3 separate regions of the Mus musculus genome follow, and all the other regions are linked to region 3. A link is a contact called in ENCODE Hi-C or POLR2A ChIA-PET data. All regions are on one chromosome and are shown on one strand. Each heading gives the region's core, a stretch centred on a gene start or an enhancer-like site at or near the end of the contact. The rest is flanking DNA. Distances are from core to core; before and after follow the strand shown.

Region 1 (3,593 bases), core at 331-2,830, 160 kb after region 3:
CTACCAAAAATGGTAGCAATTTTTAGGTATCAACCCGTAAAGGCGCAGTAGCTGAACATCAAGGGAACTCCAGGGAAGGTTGGCGCCCTCCACAATTCCAGTCCCTGATCACTCTGCCCCTCCCCCACCGGCCACTGTCGGGGAAGCAAGGGCACAGCACCAGCCGCACCCCACCGCAGACACTCCAGAGAGGACGCTGAGTATCTCGTCCCAATAATTACAACGAAGAGGAGCAGCTGACCACGCTTCTACTCTCCCTAGCTGTTAAGGCGCCATCCATGGTGTGTGAAGCAAAGTAGAAGACTACAGCTACGGGCCACGATGCCCCAAGCAGAATGGATGAAGAAGCCACAGCATAAAGTCCGGACACCTCCACCGTTCCCAGTCTACAAGGGGCCCTCCCACCCACGGGGATGCTGGGAGGAGCAGACACGGAGCCCTGACCCCCTGCCAGACGCCACAGCGGGCTTTCCCCAGCTCCTCTTCACTGCTAAGGAGGCGGAAATCCCGGAGGGGGCGGGGCGGGAGGGGCGTGGCATCACAGCCCCGGACGCGCCTTCCGGCCAACCGGATCCCGCTAAGGCGGGGGAACACAGGCTTCACGCCCCCTCGCCACCGCGCCCTGAAAGCCACACGCCGGGACCCTCTTCCCGTCCCGCACGCCCCGCGGACCCAAAGCAGTTCAGCCAGTGGTCCCGCCCATAAGGGAGAAGGGGCGGGGTCACAGCCGCGGGCCTTTAGCGCGAGCCCGTCCCGCCCCTTTCTCCACCACCGCACGCGCGCCGGCCCCGCCTCTGATCGGCGGGACTAGGACCCGCCCCTCCGTGCGCACCGGGACTACGCTCTCCTCCCCCTCCCGCACTGAGTGCGGCTCCGCTCCGCCCCCCACAGCCACGCACGGGAAGCCGAGGTCAGCCCCCCCGAAAAACACACGCCCTCCAGTCCCGGGTTACCCGCCACCCAGCTGCTGGGCGGACCGCGGTGCGGCGTGCTCTCACCGCAAAAGCTCCAGCCACTCAGCCTGTGCGTCGCTCCCGGCGTGAGCCTCGCACCCAGCACGGAGGCCCCGGAACGGCGCGGGCACAGGCCCGCAAGAGCGGACTGGCAACCTCCTTTGCGCCCACGAAGCGGTCACAGGCCTGGGTGCCCAGACTGGGAAGGAGGGAGGGAGGGAGGGAAACTCTAAGGGGGGAAGGGGAGGGGGGAAGATGGAGAAACCGTCTCTGCCGCCTCTACCGCCGCGGCCGCTTCTCTGTTACCCGGGAAATCCCGCCCACTCTCCCGGCCCGCCCCGCCGAGGGAAGGCTTAACCTCGCTCCGCCACGGGATATATTACCCATCCGTCAATGGTTTAGCCAATCACTATGCCGCAAAGACCTACTCCCGCCCTCTTCCCTCGCTGGGAGGGGAGAGCGAGCCGCTCACCTTCTCCACGCCCCTATTGGCGGGGAGAGTCCCTAACTCAACCCCGCCTATTGGAGACTGATTGCCGAATCCCTCCTCCGGGCTCTAATACTATTGGAGGAAGAGGAGTACCTCTTCACATCTCATTGGAGAGTCTCACATATCCCTCCCCATACCGCCCCAGCCACAGGCCTAACAAATCGGCTCCCGCCTCCGCCGGTCCCTGCATTGGAAGACTACCTTTGCTTCTCTCATAGCCCCAGGAAGGTAAGTAACCAATGTGGGGTAAAAATGTCCTTAAGTGAGGCCGACTCCACCCACTACACGGCTGGGCCAGGCCCCGCCCCCAATGATCTGATTGGACTATCTTGGCGCCGGTAGGAGCCGCCATTGGACACGGCGCCGGTCCAGGAAGGAGACCATTCCGCCCTGCGCGAGGATGCTGAACCTTAGCAGTCCTTTTGTGGAATGTTTACACTGGAGACTGAACCTCAGCGTTCCAAGGCCGGGATCGGAGATGGCGGGGAGCTCAGCGGCCGAAACCCGAGGCTTTGAGATTTGAAAAGGAAAAGGCAGTAGTATTACCCGCCGTGGAGAATTAACCAAAACAATGACAGAAAGCCTTGTCCTTCCTACCCACTTATTTTTACACTTTCACGGTCTTCTAAACACAGCCATCTGGAGCACTCAGCAGCTACTTTCAGCAAGCCGACTCCAAAATTAAGGTCTGGAGCTCTAATCTGATCCAAAAGCCCAGATATTACTAGCTGGTCACTAGGGCTGACTGAATACTGTGACACTGGGACAACCAGAATCTGCAGCCCTCAGGGGGCGGAGATAACCCAGCGGAGGCCTTTAAATGTCACCGCCTGGGCAAGCCTCCGGAAGGCGGAGCATGAAGGGAAAATGTATACTCTATTGGTCGGGTAGATCCAGGGACATTTTAAACTGGAGGAAGAGAGGCTGAAAACCTCACACAGACCACTGCATAAATAAACCTTGAGTGTGCACTTACGTTCACAGAAGGAGTAAAAATTCCAGATTGTGTGAAGGATATGGTCTTAAGAATGACTGTTCAAGGGGAAGGGCTGTAATCGCAACCATTCGCGAAAGGGCAGGAATAGTCTGAATTTAGGAACCCTAAGGCCAGCCCTTCAAAAAAAAGGGGGGTGGGCATTCCTCCTTAGCAGAGTGAGTTAATGGCGGTCTCTAAGCCTTCTGGGTAAGTAACAATGCCTGAACACAAAAAGTGCTTTGAAATACCTAGTTCTTGGGCTGGTGAGATGGCTCAGCGGCTAAGAACGCCGTCTGCTCTTCCAAAGGTCCTGAGTTCAAATCCCAGCAACCACATGGTGGCTCACAACCATCCGTAATGGAATCTGATGCTCTCTTCTGGAGTGTCTGAAGACAACTACAGTGTACTTACATATAATACATTAATTAATTAATAATAATAATAATAATAAAGACCTAGTTCTTTTATTTATTCACTAGTAAGGCGTGGGCCCGATGCCGACCTTGCTTTGGGGAGGCTTTCGCTGTGCCATGAGAGGTTAGGTGGGATTAGTCTTACCGCATTCTAGAGCAAAAGGGGGAGAGGGAACCTCCCTAGAGTCGAGTGTCCCCAGGAGATACGACACCGGGGAACCGTTTCGTAAATCCAATACTGTCCTCCTGTAAATCCTGCGGAGACTGCCATAAACAAGTGTTGGCAACAGGTGGGTCTAACTCCTAGGATGGCTTCACGGCGTGAGGCCATAGTAAAGAGTTGTGAACTCCAAGAGTGGCCGACAGGTGGGAGCAGCCACACCGGTAGCCAAGCCAAGCCCTGTTCCAGGACAGTGCTCTAAAATAAGAAAAACTAGCCAAACCGTTCCAGGCTGAAGTAGCACTCCAAAACTGACAGATGCCTATCCTTAACTGAACTGCCTTACCCACCAGGCTGGGTACCTACCATACAATGTACAGCACTCCCACCACGGTATCAACAAACACCCCCGAATCCTTGCTAGAAATGAGCCTCACGGACTTCCCTTGACTGCAGCGACCGAGGTATCGTAGATCTTGCCAAAGGTTCCATTACTAGGTTGTCATAATCTTAGATTCCGCCGACTAAGGATCAAGATTGCCTTGCACAAGGAATTAAGGATGCGGCCAATGTCCAAGCTTTCTGAAACTTAAATTTAAGG
Region 2 (3,782 bases), core at 793-3,292, 200 kb before region 3:
TTCCTCTGCATGAGGCCTGAGGTGGGTAGGCCTTACCAAGGAGCAGCTGGCTGTTTCTCATCTCCTTGCAACAGAAACCCACCTAGGCTAGGGAGACTGGAAAACCATACCACATTGGTTTGCCTTGGACCCTAAGACTTGGTTTCAGGCCACCTTGAGCTTTGATTTTTCAGCTTCTTCCTTGTAAGAGAATCCAAGAGTGTCTGGAAAGTTCCTTTCCTGTTGACTCCCTAGGCTTAGTTGATTCTCTCCCCTACTGTTTTCTCTATGGAGAGCAGTTGTCATAGCTCCTGCTACCCTGAGAGATTCTAGGGCTAGGCTCTTCCTCCTCTTCCCTTCTCCCAGCTCCCTTTCTCTTAGTCCTCTGTTACTTCCAGGAAAGCTGTGATCCAGCTGCCAGCCTAGCATCCACAGCTGTTGGGTGTTACCCCCAGTCAACTTCCTGTCCTATCGGCCTCTCCTCTTTCCTGGCTCACACCTATTGGCCATGCCTGGCACTGCCCTTGGGAAAGCCTGTCACCAGTGTCTGGCCCAGCTGCTCAGGCACTGGGATGCTGCATCTTCAGGCAACTATGCACTTTGATGAGGAGAGAGTGAGAGAGATGGGGCCGGGCACAGATGGTTTGCTTGAGGGGTGGGAGGGCCTGGTGGATGCTGGGAGTCCTCCTGTCTGTCGCCAGCCAGTGACCTGCTTTTGCATTCTCCTGGTGCCCACTGCCCCTTGTTTCTGAGAGACACAAACTATCCCCTCATTGGCAGTTGACCTGCCCGAGCCAGTGTCTATCTGTGTAACTGGATGAATATAATAAAGGGATCATTTGACCCTGTATGTCCCTCTGTGTTACTTGTCTCCATGTGGGTCTCAATGAAGCCTTGATGTGGGATGTGAAGCAGGGTTGTGGAATTGAGTTGAGTGGATCTGTGATGCCAAAAACCATGTATTTTGTGATCCTTCCTCTGAAGCAGCCCTGAGTAGGCCATGAAGTAGTTGCCACAACTACCAGTTAGGAAATAGGAGTGGCCTGTAACACTGAGTGAGGCGCATGGCCTGACTGTGTCTGTGACTTAGGGTTTCCATTGCTGTGAAGAGACACCACGACCAAGGCAACTGTTATAAAAGGATAACATTTAACTGAGACTGGCTTGCAAGTTCAGAGGCTCAGTCCAGTATTGTCAAGGCGGGAAGTATGGCAGCATCCAAGCAGTCATGGTGCTACAGAAGCTGAGAGTTCTATAACTTATTCCAAAGGCAGTCAAGAGAAGACTGGCCTCAGGTGGCTAGGAAGATATATTTGCCCACCCCCACAGTGACACACTTCCTCCAACAAGGCCACACCCACTCCAACAAGGCCATACTTCCTAATTGTTCCTAATTCCCTGGGCTAAGCATATTCAAACCACCATAGCCCTTAGTGTTAGGACTAGAAGACTGGCCTTCCTTAGCTCCCATGGTGGGTCTCTTGAAGCTGATTGAGTGGGCTCAATGAACATGTAAGTTCTTGAAATTTCTGATTGCTGCAGGGTAATGACTACAACGATTCGAATGTGCCTAGGCTTTGCCAAAGATGTGCTCTCTAAGAATGTTGTCTAGATCCTCTGTGATGGTCATCTCTCAAGATTCCTCTCAAGTAGCAATGGGCACGGTAGCACACCCCTTTGATCCCAGCACTTATGAGGCAGAAGCTGGCAGAGTTCTAAGTTTCAGACATGCCAGTTATTGAAAGAGAGAGAGAAAGGAAAGAAAGAAAGAAAGAAAGAGAGAAAGAAAAGAAAAAGAAAGAAAAGGAAGGAAAGAAAAAGAAAAAGAAAGAAGGAAAGAAAGAGAAAGAGGGAGAGAGAGAGAAAGAAAGAAAGAAAAAAAAGAAAAAAAGAAAAAGATTGCTCAAAGTGAGCCTTTCAATGTCGCGGCTCCCCTGCCTAATGTGGCTTTAGCCTTGCACAGGGAGCCCCAATGACTACAACTCCCAGAAGCCACAGAAATAGACCACGACTCCCAGAAGGCCATGCGATCACTCGCTTTCTCTGGAGTCATTTAGAGCCGGAAAGGCGCCTAGATACCGCGATACTTGCGGGTATCCTGGAGCTGGTGAGCAGTGGAAGGGGCGGGAAAGCTGTGTCGGTGGTGCCGCCGGGTGGGGCGGTGGGAGAAGCTCCTCTGGTCGCTGTGGGTCCGCGTGAAGGTCCATGTGTAATGTGTCAGATGTGGGGCTATAGGTGTGACTCCAGTCTCAGAATTGGGGGCTATGCAGCTGCACCGGTGCCCGCAGATATCATGCTCTATCCTTAGTTTAAAAGACACCCACACTTGACGCTTACCTTTGAAAAACTGCAGCATAAGGTGCCCCCCTCCCAAAGATTTAGGACCGCCCCGAAATACAAACTTTTTTTTTTTTTTTTAAATTACGTTTATTTTGTAAGAGGGGTGGCTGTCACAGCGTGCGTGTTGAGGTCATAGGACGACCTGCAGGACTCAGTTCTACCCTGTAAGTCCCGCCCTCATTCAGGGCCTCAGACTTGTCTGCAAGCTACCTTGCTGAGCCAACGTGCCTCAAATTGTATTTTATAATCATAAACGAGAGAAAGGAGAACGCTGGCAGTATTTAGATGCTTAAACCCTAAACTTGCCGAGTGGCATTTCAAATTAGAGTTAGAGCAGTTTTTGTCAGAAAAAAAAATGTCACCGTCACCGACGTTTGGAATATTGGAAGCCAGAACTAGATAGTGGGCAGGAGAGATTCCCAGCTGCAGGAAGTGATGCGTGTTTGGGAGCTGGGGTCTTCTGCTTCTTTCTAGCAGCTGGGAACCAGCAAGGCTGTGATGTATCTTCCTGACACGTGTCCTCAAGAGGTGTACAGATGAAACTGCAGTAACTTTAGAGGCAAACATGCCTACTTCCGGTTTGAGACATCCATTGGAAAGCCAAACATTTTGGCTGCAACCAGCATTCCTTAGGTGCAGTGTGGTCACACTTTCTTGGCTACAGTCTTGCCCGTATCCTGTGGTCACATTTTCTTGGCTACATTCTTGCCCATTCTATTACTGGTAGGTATACATGGAAATTTTATACTTTGTCCTTGATTAAACTGAGAGAATTATAGTCTCACACAGAGGCCTCTTTCTCTGCTGTGTATGTGTTCTCTCTGTGTCTCTCTTAAATTTCTCTCTCCCTTCCCCTCCATTCTCCCCCTCGTTTTTTTCTCTTTCCCTCCCTCTCCTCCCTCCCTCTCCCTCTCAGGGTCTCACTGTGTAGCCCTAGCTACAGGACTTAGTATGTTCGAATCTCAACTCCTAGAAATCTGTTTGTTTCTGCATTCCAAGTGCTGGGATTAAAGGCATGTGCCACCAAACCCTACTTTTTCTTGAAATATACATAAGACTAAGTGTAAGTTCTGTGGTTATAATAAAGGTCAAGTAAAAATATGAAAAAAAATTGTTCCCTGCATATGCAGCTTAGAATATAAGACTGGTCTAGGTAGCCAGCGCATCAAGTGTATCCCTTGTATGTGTACCTCAGTCTATGAGGGTGGGAAGAAAAATTAATCTGAAGTCCAAGGATGGCCAAGAGTGACTCAAGCTCGACTCTGGAGGTTGAAAGGGAACATTGCACCATGTGATAAAATAAGCTTGTTTTTTGTTTTTTTCTTGGGAGGGTCAGTAGTGGTGGGAGAGAATCAGATATTATAATGTTCAGATATTATAATGCTGGACACTTCTGGACCAGCATGATAGGTCAGGGAATGCAAACATGTACAGCCTTATCTTGGTCTGAACCAGTGGGCTCT
Region 3 (3,981 bases), core at 827-3,326:
ACTTGGGCATACCCCTTCCCACCTGGAGGTGTTTGTCTGTCTGCTTATTTATCTGTTTAGCTCAACTGACTAAGGACTTTGGCATGTTGCCCTATGGTGCTACCTTTTATATCCCCAGCCCTTTAGCTTTTTCTTTTCTTGTTTTAAATCTTGAGACATGGTCTCACTAAGTAGCCTGGGTTGGCCTTGACTCACTCGAAGCTTAGACTGTTCTTAAATCTGCAAGCTTCCTGTTTCAGCCTCCCTCTTGGATTAGAGCCATAGATCAGTAAGCACAGCTACTAGAAATATTTCCTAAGACAAAAAAACTATCATTTATGACACAGTTCTACCCCAGGCCACAGATCCACAATCCTACAGGCCTTCCCACTCAACCCGCTCCCTTGGCTTCTTTGTTGCTTGCTATCTGTAGCCCTATACTCTGCTGGTCCCAGGAAGCCACTGCCTGTTCCTTGCCCTCCTTGGAGGTGCTATGGGACAGCTGTCTCCCAGGGAGAGAAGAGAGCTTTGGCTTCTGACAACTCCCACCCGCAATCCTGAATTCACGATCACTCCTCTCCTTGAAGCTGCTCTTCCCAGTCCTCCTCACCTGTCCCCAAGCCTGTACACACCCCTCTTCCTTAACTCTTCCCTCAGTTGTGTCCCCTGGATACCCAGGTCTGACCTGGTACCCCTGGTGCTGCCAAGAAGCCTCTGCCCTCTAGGAGGAGGATGGAGATTGGCTCTAACACTTTGTGCCACTCTTGCCAGGTGGGCGGGGCTACTGCTTTCCAGACAGCCTCAGGCTGAGGAAAATCCTGTCTGTTATGGCTCTAGTCTTCTTCTTTTTCTTCTTCTTCTTCTTTTCTTTTTTGCTTTTTCGAGACAGGGTTTCTCTGTATAGCCCTGGCTGTTCTGGAACTCACTCTGTAGACCAGGCTGGCCTCGAAATCAGAAATCCGCCTGCCTCTGCCTCCCGAGTGCTGGGATTAAAGGCATGTGCCACCACTGCCCGGCTAAATTTTTCTCTTTTTTCTTTATTTTTATTTTATTTTATTTTTGATGGCTCTATTCTAAAGAGTAAGCCTTGCTCATACTGCAAGACTCTGGGTTCCCATCTGCCCCTCTGACACCCTCCTGACCAGACTGAGCTCAAACTGTCAAACTGGAATTAGTTGAGACCACAGTGGGAAAAGCTGTAGCTGCCTAGGGAGCCAGGCATATGGTATACTTTCAACCTGGCACTTAGAAGTCAGAGGCAGGGGATCATCATGAGTTTGAGGGCAACCAGCTTGGTCTACATAGTGAGTCCCTGTCTAAAAAGAAATAAAGTAAGTAAATAAGAAAGTAAATAAATAGAGACCAAACCAGTCTGGACTTTCCTGGTTATGCAGGGTTGGAAACTTAGCTACTCAGAAGGCTAAGGCAGGAAAATGGTAAATTCAAGGCCTGCCTAGGCAACTTATCAAGATCTTGTCTCAAAAGTAAGTAAAACAGAGGCTAGTGTCACATTTCAGTGGTGGAGTACTCTCCTGGAGTTACTTTGCAAAGACTCTGGGTTCAAGTCCCAGTGGGAAGAGAATGAAATCAGGATTTGGCATGTCTGAAAACTGAGAAATAATCTCTTGTCAGAATCAGTGTTAAGGCTATGGCAAGTGTCTAGGATCACTGTGGATGAGGGCGAGGCTCTTCTAGCTCTCCCTGGCCAGATGCAATCCCACCTGCACTTGGAGTAAGTTGAATGGAATCTGGCCTCACACCAATGTCACAAAATGTCAGCAAAGTAAGGACGAGATTCCTAAGTGCTAGTCTGTCCCAAGGTCCAGCCACAGGGCTTGATAATATTTTTCATGTGGGTCAATTTCAATCCTCTAGTAAGGACTCTCTAGTAGGTTCTCTTCTTCTTAAAGCCCCATGATACGGACACCTACACCTCAGCCCTGTCACTCTCAGTCCCTAACAGCCAAGTGCTGGGGAGCCCTCTTACCCTGGTAACTAAGTCATGGATTCCCACAGGTTGTATCCTACCTTGTACTCTCTGCAGTAGATGTTGTGCACGGTCTTCTTGTGTCCTGGCTCAGAGAGAATGTGTACATGCTCCAAGGGTCTTGAGGGGTTAGTAGGTATGGTGGAACACACGGGGATGGGTTCTGAACCAGGTAGACATTTGCCTAGACACACAGGCAGCTGGGCCAGCAGATGCTCATCTTTGCTTACATATCTTCTAATAGGAACCTTCCTAGTTTCAGAGATGGGGCACCAAGGCCCCATCCTCTTCCTGGTACCCTCTTCCTGTTTGAGAAAGAGTGTCATGGAGTCTTTCACTATTCATGAGACCTTAGTCCCTGGATGTCATCTTGGTCATCAGAGAGGGCACTATGAGGCTCAGCCCAACAAGGACAAGACAAGACTGGAGATTTCTGTAAAGACTAGGTAGGAAAGAGTGGGGTGTCTAGGACTCCACCCAGTTCCTTTCCAATTTAGAATTCTTTTTTTTTTTTTTTGAGACAGGGTTTCTCTGTATAGTTCCTGGCTGTCCTGGAACTCATTTTGTAGACCAGGCTGGCCTCGAACTCAGAAATCCGCTTGCCTCTGCCTCCTGAGTGCTGGGATTAAAGGTGTGCGCCATCACGCCCAGGTCAGAATTCTTCATGTGGTACTAGAGGTCTCAGTACTGGGTCAATCCCAGGCCAAAACCAGCCTAACTTCTCTCACATGCCCTGGCTATGTTCTTGCTACAGAGAGACATATGAGAGAGACTGTCTAACCACTGTGCTTCCAGGACAAGAGTTCCAGGCAGGAAGAACAGCCAGAATGGGTCCCACAGCTAAAGGTGTGAATTGGGTCAGTGTGTGTGTGTGTGTGTGTGTGTGTGTGTGTGTGTGTGTATGTATGTATGTATGTGTGCACGCACACGAGCACACACTTGCACATGCACATACTTACTACGGAGGTATATACAAATGAGGGAAGTCACAATCCCGGGATTCCCCAATCTTTGATTCTCTGCTGATCTCAAGGTTCAAGCCGTGGATCCTTCAGGGTCTAGGAAAGGTCTTGGTTAACATTCTGCCAGCTTCTTCTCATCTAGTTCTGGTTCATCATTCCATCTTCTAAGCTGGTGGTGAGAGCTAGAAGCATTCTGTGAACCCTGCCAGAAGCTAGGTCAAGTGGCTAGTTCTACTGAACCAGGCAGTCTGATTGGCTATTATCAAGATTTCCTGGCCCATCTTTAGCCTCATAGGATACTGCTGCTCATTCTGAGGAATAACGATGCCCTGCTGGGACGCCAACCCAAGACTCAAATCTTACCTCCAAAGGGGCTTCTGCTTCCTCTTCCTGCTCTTTTCTTCCAGGCTGGCCCCTGGCCTGACAATGTCCTCTTACTGCTTATTTGTGTGATGGTAGAAGAGAATTAAACCATTGAGCTGGACAAGATGGTGCATACCCACAGTCTCAGCAGCTGGGAGGTGGAGACAGGAGAATCAGGAATTCAATGACTGCCCCAGCCACAAAGGAATTTCAATCTACCTGAGACCCTATCTCAAAATTACAGTTTGTTTTTGTTGGGTTAGTTCTCCTGTGGTCCAGACTGACCTTGAACTCAATATGTTGCTAAGGATAGCCTTGTACTCCTGATCTTCTTGACTATGTCTCTCAGGTTCCGGGATTTCAGGTATGAGATGTCACACCTAGGTTACTTTCTTATTTTTTTTTTTAAAGAGATTTATTTATTTAATGTGAGTACACTGTTGCTACCTTCAGACCCACCAGAAGAGGGCATTGCATCCCATTACAGATGGTTGTGAGCTACCATGTGGTTGCTGGGAATTGAACTCAGGACCACTGGAAGAGCAATCAGTGCTCTGAACAGCTGAGCCATCTCTCCAGCCCACTTTCTTATTTTTGAAACATGTTCTTCCTGAGTTGCCTAGGTTGGCCTTGAACTCACTCTATATCCCAGGCTGGATCTGAACTTTCAGTCTCTTCCACGTCACCTTC

What was found. A loop is a pair of places that touch in the nucleus more often than their neighbours do. ChIA-PET counts read pairs that join two places held with the same protein, here RNA polymerase II (POLR2A).
Region 1: a map of Patski shows a loop between it and region 3 (2.0-fold over the local background). The contact joins the promoter of 2700012I20Rik here to the promoter of Trcg1 in region 3. A Hi-C loop is called at or near these places in 1 of 37 maps with a recorded cell type or tissue (Patski). POLR2A ChIA-PET finds 5 or more read pairs at or near these places in 1 of 5 experiments (embryonic stem cell).
Region 2: POLR2A ChIA-PET joins it to region 3 with 10 read pairs in Patski. The contact joins the promoter of Ppcdc here to the promoter of Trcg1 in region 3. POLR2A ChIA-PET finds 5 or more read pairs at or near these places in 3 of 5 experiments (Patski and embryonic stem cell).

What each region holds. Positions count from the first base shown.
Region 1 is chr9:57,074,036-57,077,628 of GRCm38, reverse strand. It overlaps 2700012I20Rik (RIKEN cDNA 2700012I20 gene), which reads left to right and starts at 1,580. Exons shown (of 2, transcript NR_152107.1): 1 at 1,580-1,671; 2 at 1,786-2,426. Sin3a (transcriptional regulator, SIN3A (yeast)) reads right to left here and starts at 1,253. Exons shown (of 22, transcript NM_011378.2): 1 at 999-1,253.
Region 2 is chr9:57,438,374-57,442,155 of GRCm38, reverse strand. It overlaps Ppcdc (phosphopantothenoylcysteine decarboxylase), which reads left to right and starts at 2,042. Exons shown (of 7, transcript NM_176831.5): 1 at 2,042-2,086. It overlaps Scamp5 (secretory carrier membrane protein 5), which reads left to right. Exons shown (of 7, transcript NM_020270.3): 7 at 1-829.
Region 3 is chr9:57,234,651-57,238,631 of GRCm38, reverse strand. It overlaps Trcg1 (taste receptor cell gene 1), which reads right to left and starts at 2,076. Exons shown (of 13, transcript NM_001014398.2): 1 at 2,008-2,076.